Linked DNA regions of Homo sapiens: region 1 is linked to region 2. A link is a loop called in an ENCODE intact Hi-C map of the cell type or tissue named here. Cell type or tissue: A673. All regions are shown on one strand. Links, peaks and the distances in the headings refer to the core of each region. The heading gives the core; the rest is flanking DNA.

The links. A loop is a pair of places that touch in the nucleus more often than their neighbours do. Peaks named below come from ENCODE experiments on the same cell type or tissue, not always from the same donor. Only the 100,000 strongest peaks of a DNase experiment are listed, where the experiment ranks them.
Region 1: it touches region 2 in a loop (10-fold over the local background); 95 of 110 quality-filtered maps call a loop at or near these places.

The regions. Positions count from the first base shown.
Region 1 is chr7:16,072,879-16,082,494 of GRCh38, reverse strand. No RefSeq gene overlaps it. Among named protein-coding and RNA genes, the nearest start is that of CRPPA-AS1, 130 kb to the left of the region's middle. RefSeq lists enhancers at 3,832-4,366, 4,693-5,892. In A673, for the core only: a CTCF peak has its summit at 4,239 (motif pointing left); a DNase peak (open chromatin) is centred at 4,224; H3K27me3 peaks cover 813 bases.
Region 2 is chr7:16,560,233-16,569,848 of GRCh38, reverse strand. It overlaps LRRC72 (leucine rich repeat containing 72), which reads right to left. Exons shown (of 9, transcript NM_001195280.2): 6 at 3,447-3,536; 7 at 2,306-2,458. Among named protein-coding and RNA genes, the nearest start is that of LRRC72, 38 kb to the right of the region's middle. In A673, for the core only: a CTCF peak has its summit at 4,765 (motif pointing right); a DNase peak (open chromatin) is centred at 4,788; H3K4me3 peaks cover 334 bases.

The DNA.
Region 1 (9,616 bases), core at 1,032-9,031, 490 kb after region 2:
CATCGAAGGTATCAGTTTGGGATGCTCTTCCAGCTCGATCTCAGATGCATGCAATGAAGGAGGTAGAAGCTAGACTTTCCCTGAAACTTCAATAACCTTTCTGAACAACATAAACATGTACTACAATCAGAAGCAAAGGTGGCTTTGCCACTCATATCAGGCCTGTCTCCACCTGCCTATCAGTAACACTTCAGATCCCTGGATGTTAGACCCCAGCTACTCCTGAACCAGAGGGCAAGCAATGGCTACCCCATCCAAAGGATGTGCCTTATTGGTTATATGAAGATTAGATACTCCTAGAATGGGTGATACTACTATCATCCATTCTCTTCAAGAAAAATGCTCGTGTCCAACAAGTGAAACACAAAATAGTGTGGATATTGATACATTTCCCTGAGTCTGGATTGTTTTAGCCACAGTCAACTGTAACATTGTAATTTTAGAAAATGATTTTTTTCAAAAATATGTTTAACTGGGAGAAATATTTTGTGACTTGAATAAATTCATACGACTTCACCAAGGAACACAAGCATGGGCAACATATGTAAAATACAGACTCTGCTTTTTTCTTTATAAAACCTCTGTGATCTTTATTATGGTAAAAAAAGTATCTTGGAGACAAATGAGTTATTTAACCATAATTACCAGTAAGTTGTGTCTTACTTTTTACCAAATAATTTTCACATTATCTGATGTAACTTTCTTGAGAACTTACAGTTACCCATATATTACAGAAAAGCCTGAGCCTCATGGAAGCCAAGTGAAGATCCTGAAATTACATGGCTAGTAAGTTGCATGGCCAGTACCCAAAGCCCCTATTTTTTGTATTCTCCCTACACTGCTTCATATCAATTAGGATATAAAAGTGATTCTAAAAAATAAGAAAATAATCTGATGACAAAATATATATTTAGAGTCTACATATTCAATTGTGTTCCAGTTTTTTTTTATTTTGGTTCTCATGCTTCTATGGGCTTCAGGCCAGTTGGCAGTGTCATTAGCAAGAGATGTGTGCCTCTTGGTCATTAAGATGAGAACTGCGTAGCAGACCAAATCCTGGTTCCTAATTATTTATTGAGCATCTCTTATGATCAATACCTCTAGGTTACATGGAAATTCTATAAAGCAATTAAAGTCAGGATTCCCATTCTCCTTGATATGTTTTCTGGAAAAGTGATAAATACACAATTTATGACAATGGAAAGTGGTATATGCTAAGAGTGAAGTAAATGGTATTGTTACATAGCCATAGAAGCTCAGAGGAGAGAACTTTCCAGAATCTGATGTGCAGAGAATACTCTATCTCTTTATGGCCTTAGTATTCAAGGTGTGGTTTAGGCTTCTACTAAATTCCTTCCCTAAACTTTCCTAGAGGGCGACATATCCTCTTGATATTCACATAGCACCAGTGGACACCTCCACTTTGCTGATTACATTCCAAATTTCTCTCTTTATGTATCTCTGTTCACTTTTAAGATGTAATCTCCTTCAGGCTAAGCATTAAGTTGTACCTATGTGGTTAACTCCAGCTTTCATTAAAAGTCACTTGCCTCTTTTCCCTTACCCAAGTATCGTTTGTATAATCTAATGGATTTTGTCTTTTACACCAGAACCAGCAGCACCTGTAAATTTAGGCTTTTCCTGCTCTCTTTCTGTATTAGTCAGTTCTCATGATGCTAATAAAGACATCCTCAAGACTGGGTAATTTATTTTAAAAAAAAAAAAAAAGGTGTAATGGACTCACAATTCCACATGGCTGGGGAGGCCTCACAATCATGGCAGAAGGCTAAGGAGGAGCATCATGTTAGGCAAGAGAGCTTGTTGGGGAACTTCCCCTTTATAAAACCATCAGATCTGTGAGACTTATTCACAATCATTGAGAATGGCAGGGGAAAGACCTGCCCCCATGATTTAATTACCTCCCACTGGGTCCCTCCCATGACACATGGGAATTCTGGGAGCTACGATTCAAGATGAGATTTGGGTGGGGACACAGCCAAACCATATCACCTTCCTTCTGAAATCTCTGAGGCAAAGAACTGTAAAACCAGGCTACAAGCTTTCAGTAGAAGGGGGAGGATAAAGAACAGGGCAAAATAAATGAGTAATCAAAGTAGTCCTGCCTTCTGTATATTGCGTAGTAAATGAGAGGTACAGATAATGAATGCCTCTGTTTTCAGTGCAGTTTTCTCTTCCCTCCCAGACCCACACTGCCTCCTAATGACTATTGCATGATCTCCAGTCCTGTATCTTTGTCTACTGAAAAACATGCTTATACTTGCATATCTTTTCAGTTAGAAAGAGACTATGTTTTCTCCCCCAAGCTTGACTTGTTCCCCACATTCTTGTCTTTGTTGATGTTACTGGTGCTCACTCTTGCTCTGCTGCTTTTAGAGTTTCGGACCCTTTTCTATTTTCCTTCTTCCCTATCCAACCACCTAGTTTTCTTTGAGCTATCCCTCAAATCTAGGCTGGCTTCTTCACTTCTCCTTCCATCATTTCCATCTACACACTCATCGCAAGCCACTCATGCCCTACATGCTTCACACTCCAGCAAACCACTTGCCATTTCCTGACCAACACTGTCTTTTTTGCCTTGTGCCCTTGAATGTGCTGTGGCTGTCTGATGTGGCCTGTTGTTATCTTTTTACACACATTTGTTTCTTCTTTATACTTATGTCATATTTTATTATAGAACTTACAGTATTTTAACACTAGACAACTTAAGAGGGCATATCGATGCCATACAGATGTTCTTTATTTTCTTTGAATCTAGAAGCATAAACGTTGGTGACAGGTATAAAAGAAGTTACACATGCAGGATCAATATGAAATAAGCCTCCCCAATTTTTTTCCCTTCATAAGCTCCACAAATAATGCTCCCCTCACTCTACATTCCTATTCCATGATCTTCAGTAACTCTCTACTTATTTCTCTAGCAAGTAAACCCATCATTTTTCCTTTACTGTATATTTCATCATTGTAGTCCACCTCTATATTTGCATTCTAGTGCTACCTATAAGGCCAACATTAGTCCTGCACCTTCAGTGGAATCAGACCAGTTGCCTTCCTGACCACATACCCACGCATCCCCTTCTTCCGGTTGCACTTTGACTGATGGCCTTGCTCTTACTGGGAACACATCACCTGCCCTCTCTTTATTCAATTCCTATGCTTCCTACAGTATTTATTCCTGTTGCTGCTCAACTAGCATACCTTCTCGGACCTTTCCATTATTTTGATATTTAAAGGCTGTAAACTCACAAATCCACACTGTATACATGCTGACTTGGGATATACTAATTAAATGTAGCATCATTTCTCCTCAATTTAAGAACAAACAACATGTTTTGGTTTACAACAGGTTTTCTGCAAGGCCCTGCCATGTTTGAACACACAATGAGCATTCATATATATGCAGAACATTGATTTGGTAGGAATGAATCATTAAATGATTATCATCTTTGAGAATATGGTGGAAGACACTTTTACTACCAGCTGACTCTTATTTCAGGTGCTGTGCCTAGATGCTTTCTGTACTGTATTTCATCTAATGGCATTCATTTCATCTAATGTTCTGCTGTGTGAATTAGAATCAATATTTACATAATGTGAATTATTTACAATAAAATTCACAATATTTACATAATATGTAAATATTTACACAATATGTAAATATTTACACAATATGTAAATATTTACACAATATGTAAATATTTACACAATATGTAAATATTTACATAATATGTAAAATATGTAAATATTTGTAAAATACTGTGTAAAATATGTAAATATTTACATAATATGTAAAAATTCACAATATTTACATAATATTGTGAATTAGAGTCAATATTTACATAATATAGCTGATTTGTTTTGGTAATTTTACTTCTTAGGCTCTGTTATTGTGATAATCTGTGATTTTTATTTAAAGTTGGGCACTTAAATGTATGGGAATTTAACATTCTCATACAAAGAAAGGGAAAAGGACAGAAAGGAAGGAAGTCAGTTGTCAAGCCATTCATGAATGGCCCCCAGCACCTGATCAAATGAGTACTGATGAAAAATACTTAAAGCCCTGTGGCAACTGGCGTTTGTGACAGGCTTTTAAAATACACACTCTCCTTTGAAGTTCACCTTTTTTCTTCAGGTCTTTCCTGAGGGACACAAAGAATTCAAACAAACACTAGAAATCCTCTTCATGTATCTGCTGCTTTAATGGAAACTAAGCTCCACCTGGTGGTAGAATGGGTTTTTTGTCTTTGGACTTCGGCATGTCCACTGAGATGCATTCAGCAGGGAAACAAAATCTGTATACATCTAAACATACGCATACATTGATGTGTTATGTATGTGTGATTTTCAGATGTTGTCACAAAAGTTGTGAATTATGCTTATTCTTGTGCTTTATTGGCATTTAAAGCAAGGCATTCAGCATTTGCTTACTATCAATGTCTCATGATGTTCAGGCTCTCAGCAGTGACCAGAATGATCTTACTGTGATAATCACAAAATCTTGCCTCTGTTTCATGTTAAGATTGTTTTCAAAAGGATTTGACTTACACTTTGATAGTAATAGTAGTTTATGACTAATAAAAATGGAGAAATGCTTGAAAATATTAACTCAAGTAATAGTGCTGGTTAGTACAACTCTTAATACGTGACTATGTCTTTTCTCTCTCTCATATAAGAGCATTATTGTGTTGAGTGACAGAAGTTTGTAACATTTAGCTTTATAGGAACTAGAAGCCCTCCAGCTGGATTTAGCCCACAGATCTGTTGTCAGATCTGTGTTAAAAATACAAAATAGGTGTTTACATTTGCAAATTGGGGCATTTCATAAAAATGCAGCCATCTAGCAATGACGGGCCTTTTTCTTTTACTGAAACACTGTCTGTTCTGTCACACAGGCTGGAGTGCACTGGTGTGATCTCAGCTCTCTGAAGCCTCAACCTCCTGGAGCTCAAATGATCCTCCCACCTCAGGCTCCCAAGTGTCTGGGACTACAGGAGCCTGTCATTACACCTGGCTAATTTTTGTATTTTTTATAGAGACAAGGTTTTGCCGTGTCGCCAGGCTGGTTTCAAGCGACCCTCCTACCTTTGCCTCTCAAACTGCTGGGATTACAGGCATGTGCCAATGCGCCCGGCCAGGGGATCTTTTTCCTTCAAGGCAAGTGACCTCAACCTGAAGAGTAGCTAGCCTTTTAAGAAGCGGCACTGATATGGTCAGGTTTTTTGTCCCCATCCAAATCTCATCTTGAATTGTAATCCCCATAATCCCTACAGGTCAAGGGAGAGACCAGGTGGAGGCAATTGAATCATAGCCCAGGTGGAGGCAATTGAATCATAGCCCAGGTGGAGGCAATTGAATCACAGACCAGGTGGAGGCAATTGAGTCACAGGCGTGGTTCCCCCCAGTCTGTTCTCACGATAGTGAGTTCTCACGAGATTGACGGTTTTATAAGGGGTTCTTTCCCATTTCACTCAGCGCTTCTCCTTCTTGCCGCCTTCTGAAGGAGGTGTCTGCTTTGCTTTCCGCCATGATTGTAAGTTTCCTGAGGCCTCCCCAGCCATGCTGACTGTGAGTCAATTAAGCCTCTTTCCTTTATAAATTATCCAGTCTCAGGCAGTTCTTACAGCAGTGTGAGAATGGACTAATACAGGCACAAACTCTTATTATCCGCAGGCCCATCTACCCCTTGAGGTAACACACACTGCCTTCTTCACTCATTATTGCCTGATTTCTGTAGTCACTCACATTTATGACCACTGTATTTTATTTATAATGTCTCTCTGAGAAATTTTTAGTTTAGCACAAGGAGAAAATGAAATGAGTTAATAACCATCAAAAATATGAAAGAAAACCACCCAAATGGTATTCAATTGCTTTCTCTATAGTTTTTCACAACGGCCCAGTGGTGCAGTAGGTATATTTCAAATAGTATGATAGATATTTAATTAAATTTGTATTGTTTTAAGCCACCAGGTTTGTGGTAATTTGTTATGGCAATAATAATAATAATAAACTAATACACCAGCAAAGAGAAGTTTTGAAGTTTGCTTCCTGAAGTTCTTATGAGAATATTTTTTCAATATGTAAAATTATAATACTAAGCATGCAAACTGCCTACCATTCCCTTCCTTGTGCTACCTATTCCCTTGAGAATTACTTTTCTAATCCTTCCCTACCCCTGTATAGCAGGGAGAGAAGGTCATGGTTAAAGAACTGTACTTCTGTAGCATGGCAAGGAGGGCAGGCCATGGCAAATAGGAGAACTGTGGTAAGAGCTAATCATAGGGAGGAGGTTTCAAAAGATAAACTTTCTTTTTCCTGAAGATTGCCATAGTCTCTGGATAGATTAAGTAGATGTTTAAAATGACATATGGATATGTTCTCGAAGTAGTAGAAGTGATTTTGCTCATAGTTTTTCTAGTGTGATAGAAAGGCCATATCTACTGGTGTCCAGGTTCAGACTCATAGTATGTAGATTATTGAGAATAAAGTAGGTTAAAGGGATTGAGGAGAAAGCATAGTTAATTGATCTGTAGTGGGGAAGTGGGAATTAATTGAGAGAGTTTAGATATCAAGATACTGAGAATTTGTAAATAGAACTGGATTTAAATGTATATCAAATATTTACATGTAAATACATTGCAGAATGTTCTCTCCAATTTGGAAATGCTCCTTTTATAGCAAAAAGCAGTCTGAGTCAATACTCTTCCAGCTTTATTATGGATATAATATTTAGAAAATAAAAGCATAAATTTGTGTAGCCTTTCCAGGCCCCTGCAGATGACCACCTTAAGAAGAGAGAGTACATTTTAACCATAATCACTTTGTTCACATTATTGCTGTTTCTTCTCTGAGATGCATGATATTTGTTAGCAAGACCTTTCTGTTGCTTTTGAATGACAGAAAACTACTGAACCACCTTGCAACCTACTAAGAGAATGATACTTTAAAATGTTTCCATGAGATTATGGCACTGTAAGACCCCTTTGCCGTCTGTATACTATCACTGATAAGCACACTGACTGTCAGGTATGTGATGGTGTAGGGGGGATGATGCAGTTACACATATTCACAGTCAAGCCTCCAGATGCAGAAATTCATGGAAATAGACCTCACAGTTGGCTACTCCTGAGAATATGCCGGATTTGCACAGAGAAGTCCAGGGATACTAACTATGCTGCATTTAAATACCATCAGCTGAATAGGTCAGTAAACTGATACTCTAAAATGAACACTTAAATACAGCTTTCCTATAGAAAAAAAAGTTCATGTTTGAATAGAGACAGGGTTTTACTCTGTCTCCTAGGCTGCAGTGCAGTGGTGCTATCACAGCTCACTGTAACTATGAACTCCTAGGCACAAGTGATCTTGCCGCCTCAGCCTCCTGAGCAGCTAGGACTACAGGCACGTGCCATCATGCTTGAATAATTTTTAAATTTTTTGTAGAGGCTGGATCATGCTGTCGTCCCCAGGCTGGTCTCTAACTCCTGGCCTCAAGTGATCCTCTTGCCTTGGCCTCCCAAAGTACTGGGATTACAGGTATGAGCCACTACCTCTTGGCTGTTTTCTTTTTGTTATCAACCCATGAATAATTGAAACCTGTCTCTAAACCTCTATCTGGTTGTCCTTATGGATTTTTTTTTTCACTTAACTAGAATACTTAGTGTGTTTTAAAATATCAACCTGACAATACAATCTAGGATGGAAAGTTCTCACATTATGTTTTTAATTTTTTACCATATTTTTTTTTGGAAGCACAACAAATGCCAGTGTCACCATTTATCTTGGTATTCATGTCATTAAACATAGTAGTTGCTCAATATATGGGTGAATGAAGTAATAAATGGATACATCCATCTTTTCCATTTATTGGCACATATTCTCACTTAACCAAAGGATCTAAAGTTGCTGCCACTTTAGCTGGTCTCAGTTTTACCCTGGGCTTCTCAGAGTGTAACTTCCCTAAGCTCAAAATGGTTCTAGAATTTAAAGATAAATATTTTTCAATATGGCCTCTAAACGTTAGCCAACTTATGTAATCTAGTGCTCAAAGAAGAAAAATTCTTTTTCCACACAGAAGGAAAATAAAATTGAGGAATGGTATATTAGTCTTCAGATGTCAATTTTTAAGAGATTTGTAAAGATTTATGCGTGATTTCCCTCATGATGGCTGATATTTTAAAGCCTGAAGTTTCCCATACCACTATTCCCTCCCAACACATGGAAAATATTTTTTAAGTTCTTGGTGCTATAATTCATATTATTAATACTTGCTTTTCTATATAGAAAATCAGCTGGGAAGTTTGTTAAATATGTTGCTTATCAGGTAGCACCCGTAGGAATACAGATTGAGTAGCCTCTGGGCTGCAAGTGTTTATAAAAATTGCAGGTCAATGTCAAAGTTTTGATCCAAGGCCATGCTGTGAGAAATGTTGCCTTAGATTGCTTGGTGCACTTACGTTGTTGTTTAGTTGTACAATCTTCAATAGGTGCCTAAGCAATCTAATCTACAAGTAAATTTGCTGCCATGTAGTGGTCCCTGTCCCGATACCTCTCCTCTGCCTCACGACTCCCACCCCCAATAATTGTGCAATGATTTTACAAAGTCATGCTTCTGAGGAGACCTAGGGCAGATAGAATTACTGCAGAAAAGTCCTTTAATTCTCTGGCATAGGTAGCACTTTGCTTTCAAAAAAGGTTAAGCTTTCTTTTCTGTGGCATAGCAGATCCGAGCTGGCACTTGATAGGTTTGTATCTTTGGTATCTCTACCACTCTCTCTCAAATACCATCTCATCCTATGTTGATAGTGTTCTGCCTGCCAAGATTTCCCCACTGTCACACACCACAAGGCTTGTCCAGGATCACATGGATCTCCGTACATTTTCTGACTCCCTCTTCCCACAAAAACACTTCTTTCAGCAGCAGATAATCCAAAAGACAATAATTGTCATATGGTACAAATGGGAATTAATACATGTTGGCAAGCCCAAGCATTCATTCTGGGGCTTCATCTTCATCAACAATAAGCATGGCTTAAGTATCAACTTAGTTGTAGGTTCTGTGCCAACTCAGAGAGACAGGAAGATTTTTTCTGCTCAAAGGGTATATAATATAATGGTAGGAATTTGAGGAAAAAAAGTCTTTATCCTATTTTTCAGCTTTTTTGAGGTATAAATGACAGAAGTTGTATATATTGAAAGTGTACAGTGTGATGTTTTGAGATACATTGTGAAATGATTACTGTAATCAAGTTAATATCTGTATCAGCTCAGAAATTTACCTTTTGTGTGTATGGTAAGAAGACTTAAGATCTACTCACTTAGCAAATATTAAGTATATATTAGGTTGGTGCAAAAGTAAGATTAGTAACAATATTATTAACTACAGTCAGCACAGTGTACATTAGGCCTCCAGAAATACTCATAACTGCAAGTTTGTGACTTTTGACTAATGTATCCTTGTCCCCACCCCTGCCTGACCACTGGTAACCACTCATCTACTCTGTTTCTATGAGTTAAACTTTTTTTTTTTAGTTCCATATATAAGTAAGATCATGCAGTATTTTTCTTTCCATTTCTGGCTTATTTCACTTAGTATAAT
Region 2 (9,616 bases), core at 490-8,489:
ATGTTGTCCAGGCTGGTCTCAAACTCCTGACCTCAAATGATCTGCCTGCCTCGGCCTCCCAAAGTGCTGGGATTACAGGCTTGAGCCACCACGCCTGGCCACTTTTTCCCAAATAAAAAGCTTCCTTCCCTTCCCTTCCCTTCCTCTCTTGCACCTGTGGCTTGCCATAGCTGTGCATCCTGGGTTATAATTCTTTTTGCTTACTCCCAAATAAATTCATTATCTTAAGAGATATTTTTCTCTGATGTCTTTTTTTAGGTTGACAGGAGTGAAATGTAATGATGTCTGCTGCTGAAACATTTTAATCCTTTGGCAATACATTGATTTTCCAATTTACACTGTAGTTGGAAATGCCAAATGCAGTGTAAGTCATTCATTTAGGAATGACTTCTAAGGTCTTCTGAGGAGACCTGTCCTTGTTTTTTTGTTTTTTAAGATGGAGTTTCGCTCTTGTTGCCCAGGCTAGAGTGCAATGGCTCACTGCAACCTCCGCCTCCCAGGTTCAAGTGATTCTCCTGCCTCAGCTTCCTGAGTAGCTGGGATTACAGGCATGTGCCACCATGCCTGGCTAATTTTTGTTTTTAGTAGAGATGGGGTTTCTTCATGTTGGTCAGGCTGGTCTTAAACTCCCGACCTCAGGTGATCTGCCCGCCTCGGCCTCCCAAAGTGCTGGGATTACAGGTGTGAACCACCGCACCTGGCCACCTGTCCTTAAATAAAGAGGCAAAGCGTCAGATATGGAGGGCGGTAAATATAGCAGAATATGAACACTTGTTGAATATATGTGGGCATATACCAATATTTATTTTAATATTCTTTAACTTTTCCTGTTAGAAAATTTTCACAATAAAAAGTTCAGGGAAGTCTTAATTTTGTCCTCATTCTTCTTTTTCTTTTCCTTTACCTTTCGCTCATTCTTGAATAATAATTGAGTTGGTTATAAAATTCTTGGTTGGCCATTACTTGTCCTCAGCATTTTAAAAACTTTCGATCACTGTTTTTTGACTTCCACGATTGTAGTTGGAGAGTCTGTTGTGAATCTCTGTGTTATTCTTTTGTAGGTCATCTGGGTTTTCTCTCCGACTGCTTTAAGATGGTTTTGCCTTTGGTGAAGACTCTTGTTGTTGTTGTTGTTGTTATGTGTCTTTTTTGTGTTTGGATTCATTTTGTCTGGTGCATCTAAGAATTCTTTGCCAATTCTGGTAATTGTCTGGTCAGTCTAAGAATTTATTTATCAGTTTGGGAAAATTTCCAGCCATTATCACTTTAAACATTACCTTCTGCTCAATTTCTATCTATAATTTGTTTTTCAGGAACTATTACTGAAGTTATATTGGACCTTCTCTTTCTAATGTCTCTCCTTTTCTCAATATCTAATTCATATCTTCTATTGCTTTCTTTCTCCATTTAGCATTCTGGGTAATTTCTTCCAAACTATTTTTTAATTCAATTTCCCCTTTATTTCTAGATAATTGGTTTGGTTTTTTAAAAATGTATGTTGTCTCTTTGGCGAAGTGTCATAAAGAAAAGGATTTTACCTTTGCACCTTTTCTTATCCACCCTCTCTTCCTTCGTGGAATGGAGATGTGAGGCTTGGGGGTACACCAGCCACCTTGTAATCATAAAGCACACTAAGAGTAGCAGAACAAAAGACAGATATATCCTTGAACAGTGACAACATTGTAGAACTTTATGCTAACCCTAGATACCCTATCTTTCTATTCTTTGCTGTCTGAGAAAACTAAACCCCTATTTTTTTTTGCATTTCTGTTACAAATATGAAATTAAATTCCTACAAATGAAACATCCTGAAAATATTCAAGTTATACTTGCATATAATGACCCTGTATGTGAGTATAATCAAAATATTACCAGTGCTTATTTCTGCATGGTAGAATTGCAGATGATCTTTATTTCTTCTTCATGTTTTTTCTATATTATCAAAAATTATATAGACTTAATTGGTAAAATCATCCATGTTAGTGGTAATAAAAATAACAATGGCTTATTTATTGAGCCCTTTATACTGTGTTAGGTACTGGGATAGAGGCTTCAATGTATTATCTCGTTATTATCACAGCACCCCATTTAATTTCACATGCATGAGTGAGGATGAAAATTGCATACCTACTTTAACTGGACTAAAAGTATTATAAGGTTAGCAAATATATTAGAAATTATTCCATTACATAGATACTTAAGTTTATTGTAAATTGTAGTTGTTATTATTACAATCAAATTACCCAAAAGTTTGAGGAGTTTTAATTTCATTAAATTTGTTTTTTTTTTTTTTTTTACGAAATACCTGAAGGTACTCTCTGGGCTGGTTTTTGCTTAAATGGTGATTTAGGATCCCATGAAGCATCCACTTTTCCTCCGAATGCTATTGATTGAACGATATGAGCCTTTTTATGGTTAAAAATGGTAATCATTGATCTTCTTTCTTTTTCTGTAACTTCTGATAAATGCAAAAAGTAATGTTATTGCATAACATTATAAATAGGCGGAGTGATTCAAAATAGAACTGAACACTTTCAAGAATGTATTTATCTAAACTATGATATATGAGAACATCCTGTCAAAACTGTTTTGTAAAGGGGCTATCACGCTTATTTCCATAATCTTACAAGCACTCAATATACACCCCACATGTCACAAGACAGAGCTTAATCCTTCAATCTAATGCATCCCAAACACCCTTTAACACATCACCAAGGATGATTAAAATTTTAGCATGAAACATCCTTTCATTTCCTCAAGGCTATTAGAAAGGAGAGGTATAACCATAAGTTTCCGATGTATCCTATAGAAAGTGGTTACTCAGTAATAAACTATTAAGAATGTTCAAACCTGCAGAGACAGAAAGGTAAGTAGATAGATAATATAGCATTTGGGGGCAAAATAGGCCTCAAAAAATGTTAAGTGTAATATGCTGAGGTTGATTGTGTGTGTGTGTGCATGTGGCTTATAGAAATCTGACATGCTATCTTGAAGATGTATTCATAAAGAAGTCATCATTCATTGTATGTTTCAATATATATATATTTACAGAATTTTTAAATCACGACTTTTAGAACTTAAACTGGCCTTATGAGATTTATTCCAATTCCCTCACTTTTGAGATAAGAAACTAAGGTGCCAGGAAGTAAACGATTTGGCATCCAACCTGTTAATGTCAAAACCAGGACCAGAAGGAATACTTTCCTCAGCTCAGTTAGAGGGCCTTTCTAATAAAGTAGTAAAGAGACATGAATTTCTAAATTAGGGCAAATTTTAGAGAGCAAGTCTTTCAAAAATAAATAATTGAAAAACTTCCATTAAAAAGACAATTATTCAAAGATATATTTTTTACAAAGACATATTTTCAAAGGTAGTCTTCGTTTTTAAACCGCTGAGCTATAAGACTACTTCTCAAATATTTCTTTGCAAGAAGGAAGGGTCCTTACGATTTCGGTCAAGCAGCTCCACTCCTGGAAGGTGGTAGATGATATATAAACGATACAGGTTATATTGGCACAAAGGATTTTGGTATAGACCTGCAAATGAAGAATCCAAAATAAAAATGTCAGATTTCAAAATCAGTTTCACTTATCACTTATAAAATACAAAAAATTAAGAGATTCGTATAAAACATAAGAACTTGTAAAGCTCTTCTCCATATCAAGCAATAGACCCATTAAACCTTTACTTAGAGCACCAGTTAATTTTTCTATCTGTTAAATTCATTCATTCAACAAATATTTACCAAGTGCTTACTATCCACTAGGAACTGTGCTAAGGGCTATGATCAAATCATTGACCCAAGTCTGCAACAAATGAGGGAAATTTTTAACATGTCCATAAATAAGTTAGTAAATGAAGAACTAGATATCAGCTCTATTGGAGTCTTGAGGCTACTTTTTATTAAAATATCACTTGGTACTCTTCTTTCAGTCTCCAAGTTCACAAGGGTGCATGTGTGAAGATAGGCAGAGACACAACACCCGGCTCTAATAGAACTTACTTCCTCCACACCATTGCTCATAGTTCAGAATGTGTCAATAGTAGCTTCAGATCTCAGCAGGACCAGAGCTGAGCAGAAGTGGCTCTTGCATCTTGTCTACCTCTGGCCAGGCACGTGCAGTTCTGAGATCCTGGTGTGCAGGTGCTAGGATGTGTGATAAACCGCACTTCCTAATGCAGTGGTTGGAAGAAGGGGGCATGTGGATGCAGAAGCAGCCCTGGCACTTTTGACATCATATCCCTTGGGAATCAGCACATAGTTATGTTTTTAAACATCCTCAACTAGAAGTTGTGAGGGCTTTATTTTTAAAAAAAGATATTTTCCCTATTCATCCTAGATGATAATAAACATATTTTTTCAATACAATGTGAAATAAAACTTTAATGATTTTCAGTTGGGCATTTTTTTTTTTTTTTGACAGAGTCTTGTTCTTGTTGCCAGGCTGGAGCGCAATGGCATGATCTTGCTCACTGCAACCTCTGCCTCCCGGGTTCAAGCAATTGTCCTGATTCAGCCTCCTGAGTAGCTGGGATTACAGGCGCCTGCCACCACGCTTGGCTAATTTTTGTATTTTTAGTAGAGACGGAGTTTCGCCATGTTGGCAAGGCTGGTCTCGAACTGCTGACCTCGTGATCCGCCCACCTTGGCCTCCCAAAATACAGGCATCAGCCACCGCACCTGGCCAGTAATCTTTAGTTATTCGGATTCCACCTACCTACATGCAATTTCTAGGAAATTCTTCTGAAAATACACCTAATAAGGAGAACCACTAGATGGCAGTAGTAGAAAGAGCTCCAGCTACCGCACAACTCCTTCACTCAATAAAATGAAGCTCACTTAATGTACATGTGAAATTTAAGAGTACTGTTGTAGACTATTCATAAAATACAGGTTTGATAAAGGCATGAAAATAGTAAGCATTAGAAACTCGGAAAAAACTGATTAATATTTCTAAAGAGCAGTTTGTAACATAAAGAAGATTGGGGTAGGTGCATGCTTAAAAGATAACAAGCTAGATAAAAACTAAAAAAAAAAAATCAATCATCTGGATGTTTTCTCTGTAGTAATAAAGCATTCTGATATTTGTTGTATAAACACAACTTTTTCTGGCTAATAAAAGCGTTATATATAGCTATTCCCTGTGGAAAACGCGAGCTTTAGAGGGACATAAAGCAGGCAATGGAAGACACCTGGTACATAATAAACAAAAGTTACAGGAGTGAGGAAAGGCATACAGGAAAATGTAGAGCCAGGAGCCACAAAGAAATTTAAAAGAAAGGAAATATGTAAGTAATGGAGAAAATGAGAAGAAAAATAAAACTTTTTTTTTTTCAAGATTTCTTAAATGACAGAAAATGGTCTGAATTTTATTCTTGAAAGAGAAGGATTTTAAAGTGGTAACAAATAATTATAACTGCAGGACAGGGAATAGAACAGATGTATATTAAACCACTAATAAAAGAGCCATTGGGATCATGAATTGTAGTTCGAGCCAGAGAAAGTAAAGAAAAGGACCCTCTTCAAGGATATAAAAGCAAAACACAATTGTTTCTAATGAGAACTCAGAAGGAAGAAAAAGTCACAGATGCTTTAGTACAGAAGTCTGCTTTGTGGTTACTGTCTTGGGGAATCACATCTGACACCTCATAACCCTGTTATACATTATAGCATCTGGAAGTAGAGTCTGCCTTTACATATGACGTTAATGGAAAATATACCAACATCTTTCAATGACGTTTTCTCTAGGTGTACCCTTCGTCTTCTCTTTCCCCTCTGAGGACATTACTATCCATTTCATTTCATTTCTTGGGTTTTTCTGCTAATCCTTGGTTAAGTAACTTCTATATGGAAATTTAAAAACTAGCTTCAGCTGAATAAAACACCAAACTTGGATTTACTACTGTTACATTACTTATTAGCAACATATTGATACTAAAAACTCTATGGACTTGTGGTTGACCATTCATCTCATCCTAAAGTAAAAACTGAATGACACGAAATCAGAAAACTGAACTGTTAGCCCATCCTCTGCTTAAATTAACTTTAAAAATTGAGTTAAATAACTTGACAGGCATTTCATCATTATTATTCACTGTTTCCTATCTCTTAAATTTTAGAAGAAGCAATCATATTTTTAACTCTATTTTTTCCTTCTATACTATTAAACATTTAACATTTTGGATTTATGAGTTTTGGATTGATGCTGCTAAAATCAACATAAATTAAATGTCTAAGATGTGAAATCAGTTTCCTGTTTCTGAATGTTCTGAAAGCCTTCTATGATGTATGGGCACATTCTTTTAGAAACCATGAAGAGAAATTGCTTACACTTTCACTTTCAATAGGTTAATACTATTTAATCCACCTTCCCTCTAGGCTACTTACAGAGTATACCTCAGTGGCGCCAGCACTGTCTTGCTTATCTTAATTTGGGATTCTGAGTCTAAGCAATTTACATTTACCCAATGATATATCAAAATGTCTCTACTACCTTACCGCACAAGCTTGGCTTACAGGAGTCACGTGTATGAAGCTACTTATTATCGAGACAGAAGAGGAAAAAAAAAAGCCATCTAAATAATTGGCTCCAGTTATTTTTTTGTAAACTTTTAAAGCAGAATTTAAAATCATTATTTAAATGAACCCCAATGTTTTTAAGGCTGCCTTCGAAGAAAGTTGATGTAATTAATAAGAGACCAACATCCCAATTTTAATATATGGGAAAAAGAAAATGACATGGAGAAGTTAAAAGCCTATAGAGAACGGCCTGTGGAAGGAAGTTCAGCTGTCAATAATCAGATAGGAGGATTGTGAGGCTCCGGGTCAAGGTTACTTAGTAAGGTCAGCATCTCCATTGTTAATCACCATCTTGTTTTAACTAAAAATCTGGTGGCCACCACACACCATGTGCTTTTTACTGAATATGGAAATCACCCCTGATTGTAAAAGGCAAACTACGATAAAGCAGAGGATCGAGAGAGGAGGGATCAGAATATCCTCTTTTTCAGGACAAACAGTGGTGAAAAACACTGTTGGTTCTTTTCCTTTGGTGAATTGTTTTGTCTTTTGGGAGGGGTGGTCCCACCTGGAAGGGCATTATAGGAAAAGAGGCTCAAAGGAAGGGACCCTGGAGATCCTAGTCCCTCCCCGTATCCCAGAATCCCTCTGCTCCCCTGGCTTTTTGCCATGGGCAGTGGATTGGGGCCACTGCTGAAGACAACGGCAGGAAGTGTTTAAAGGCAATACCTGTGGAAACATGGAGACCCTCTCTCGAAAGGAGGAACTCCCTGTTCCCAAGGCTGATTCCTGGAAGCTCCGGTAGGAAGCAGGTCTTAACAATTATGGCATGCAGGAGTCTTAAGCATACTTTCCAACAGTGGAGTTTAATAAAACAGAAAATTAGAAAGAAACGAGAAAACTGAAGGTTTAGAACAGGAGAGTGGATTAAGCATTTTGTTGCTGCGGCTTTTGGTGGCGGTGGTTTTTTTCCCTTAGTACTGGAAAGGGGGCAGGAGTTAATAAAAGCCATCAGCCACAAAGTGGGTCTTTGACACATGTGGATTCTGATTTAGAAAGAGTTTGGAGGAGGGAAGGGAAGAGGAAAACTGAGCTAGAAAGAGAGGGTGTGGAAAGGTAGACTGCCTAGAGAGAAGAGGTGGGGCCCCCTGACTCTGCCTGAAGACAGGAATTCCAGTTCCCAGGACCTCACACTCTGCAGCTGGTTTAGGCCTCCCTGAAGCTCTCAGCCATGCGTCTCCTAGGCAGTCCTTGGCAATTCTCCTCATAAATGCCAATGGAAGGTGCGATGCTGAGAATGGATTAGCGTTTTGCCCTTCAGGCTATTTTCTCACCCTCTGAAGAACTTGTAATTTAAGTGGAATAATAACACTTTATAATTTTATATGGATTTACAACTTAAAAAGACAAAAATGACTACATTTGAAAATACATAGAGTTCTCATTTTAGTTTATCAGCTAAAGCTAATCTGTGATTGCAAATGAGGCTCATAGAAACTTAATCTGAGGACATGACTGCACAAATAACGTTAGTTGTCTAATAAATACAAACTATTTTTCATACAATATCTTTAACCAAAATGGAACATGAGTTCAAAATGTGAATTTTTAGAAAATGCTTTTTGTTTTTTGTAATTGGACATAGCATTTTCTCCATTTCAAACAAATGACCCCACAACAAGATTCTCAACTGGAAAGTTATAGTTATGTAACTTGAAATACGTCACTGTGATTTTAAGTAGTGGTCGTAAACTATTGTGACTGGTAATGATATGGACATTGTACTACCAGGCTGGTATTTAAAAACTAGAAAATTCCCACTCCTCATGCCTGGCACAATTCTACACTCACATACACCCTTGACAAGCAGGGCATGGGCTGGATTTCAGGATCCATTCAGTCCTGGGCTGGGCACCTTTGTTTAGGGTATAACCTTATTTATTACTATGGGCATAACTCTGTTTATTACTGTGGGAGTAAGCTTGTTTACCACTCTCCAAATGTTGTTTTATAACAAGTTTCCTTAAATTATAGAGTTTTTAAAGTAGCAAATTAAATCATTTTGCATTAGACCCCTTCGACTCTAAGAAATATTTAGGCTGAGTGTTACTAATTTGTAAGCCCTATATAGGTATAGACTGGGTCTTTCTTGTTCAAATTTGAGTCCTATTATCTAGAATAGTGTCATGTAGTGAATGTGTGATAAACATTTATTAAATGAATGAATGAATAGATTATAAATATTTATTGAATGAATGAATAAATAAATGATAAGTAAAACAAGGCATGAGTTTATGTTTCAACACTCCTTAGGAGTTTGGTTAAATCTCTGAGCTTTTCATTTCCATGATTAAAGGGAGTAATTCTAATCACATCATAGGATGCTGTAAAGATTTAAATGCGACTATAATAAATCATTTTTTTAACAGGAAAGACATTCAAACATATTACTATATGATTATTATTTAAAATATCGTTTTATTGAGTCTATTAGCAGAATTTCGAGACTGGATGCAATTTATTTCATTATCTGATTTACATAATCCACAATAAAACAATTTTTTTCTTTTTTTAGAATTTCAATTTTTGTTGTTGCTTCAAAATAACATTAATGGTGAGAAACGTTTTCTTAAAAAAAAAAAACAGAGTTATCTTAATGTTTGAAGCAACCCTGAGAGGTAGCTATCAGCCCATTTTATAGAAAAACAAAGGTAAGTGTTCTAGGTCTAGCATAACTAGTCTTTTAATTATAGCAGCATTTTTCCAGCAGACAGGGGCCAGGTGACTCAAATATGCAGGCCAATTCTTTCACAGAAGATCCAAAAGCTGTGAAAAAAACTCCTGACAGCAGGCAGCCTTCTCACGTCTCCAAAATAAGCATAAAATTGCCATGAACTTGGTGTAATTTTGTGATTTTAATACTTGGGTTTAAAGAATCTAACTATAACAAATGAATCATTTTCCCTCAGTACAGTAGATATAACTGATAACACTAACAATATATGGAAACCTTAGTAACTCTCTGTACATTTATCTGATTAGAACTTTCACCATCAATACTAGCTTACAACTGTTCAAAACACTGTCTCAGGCAAT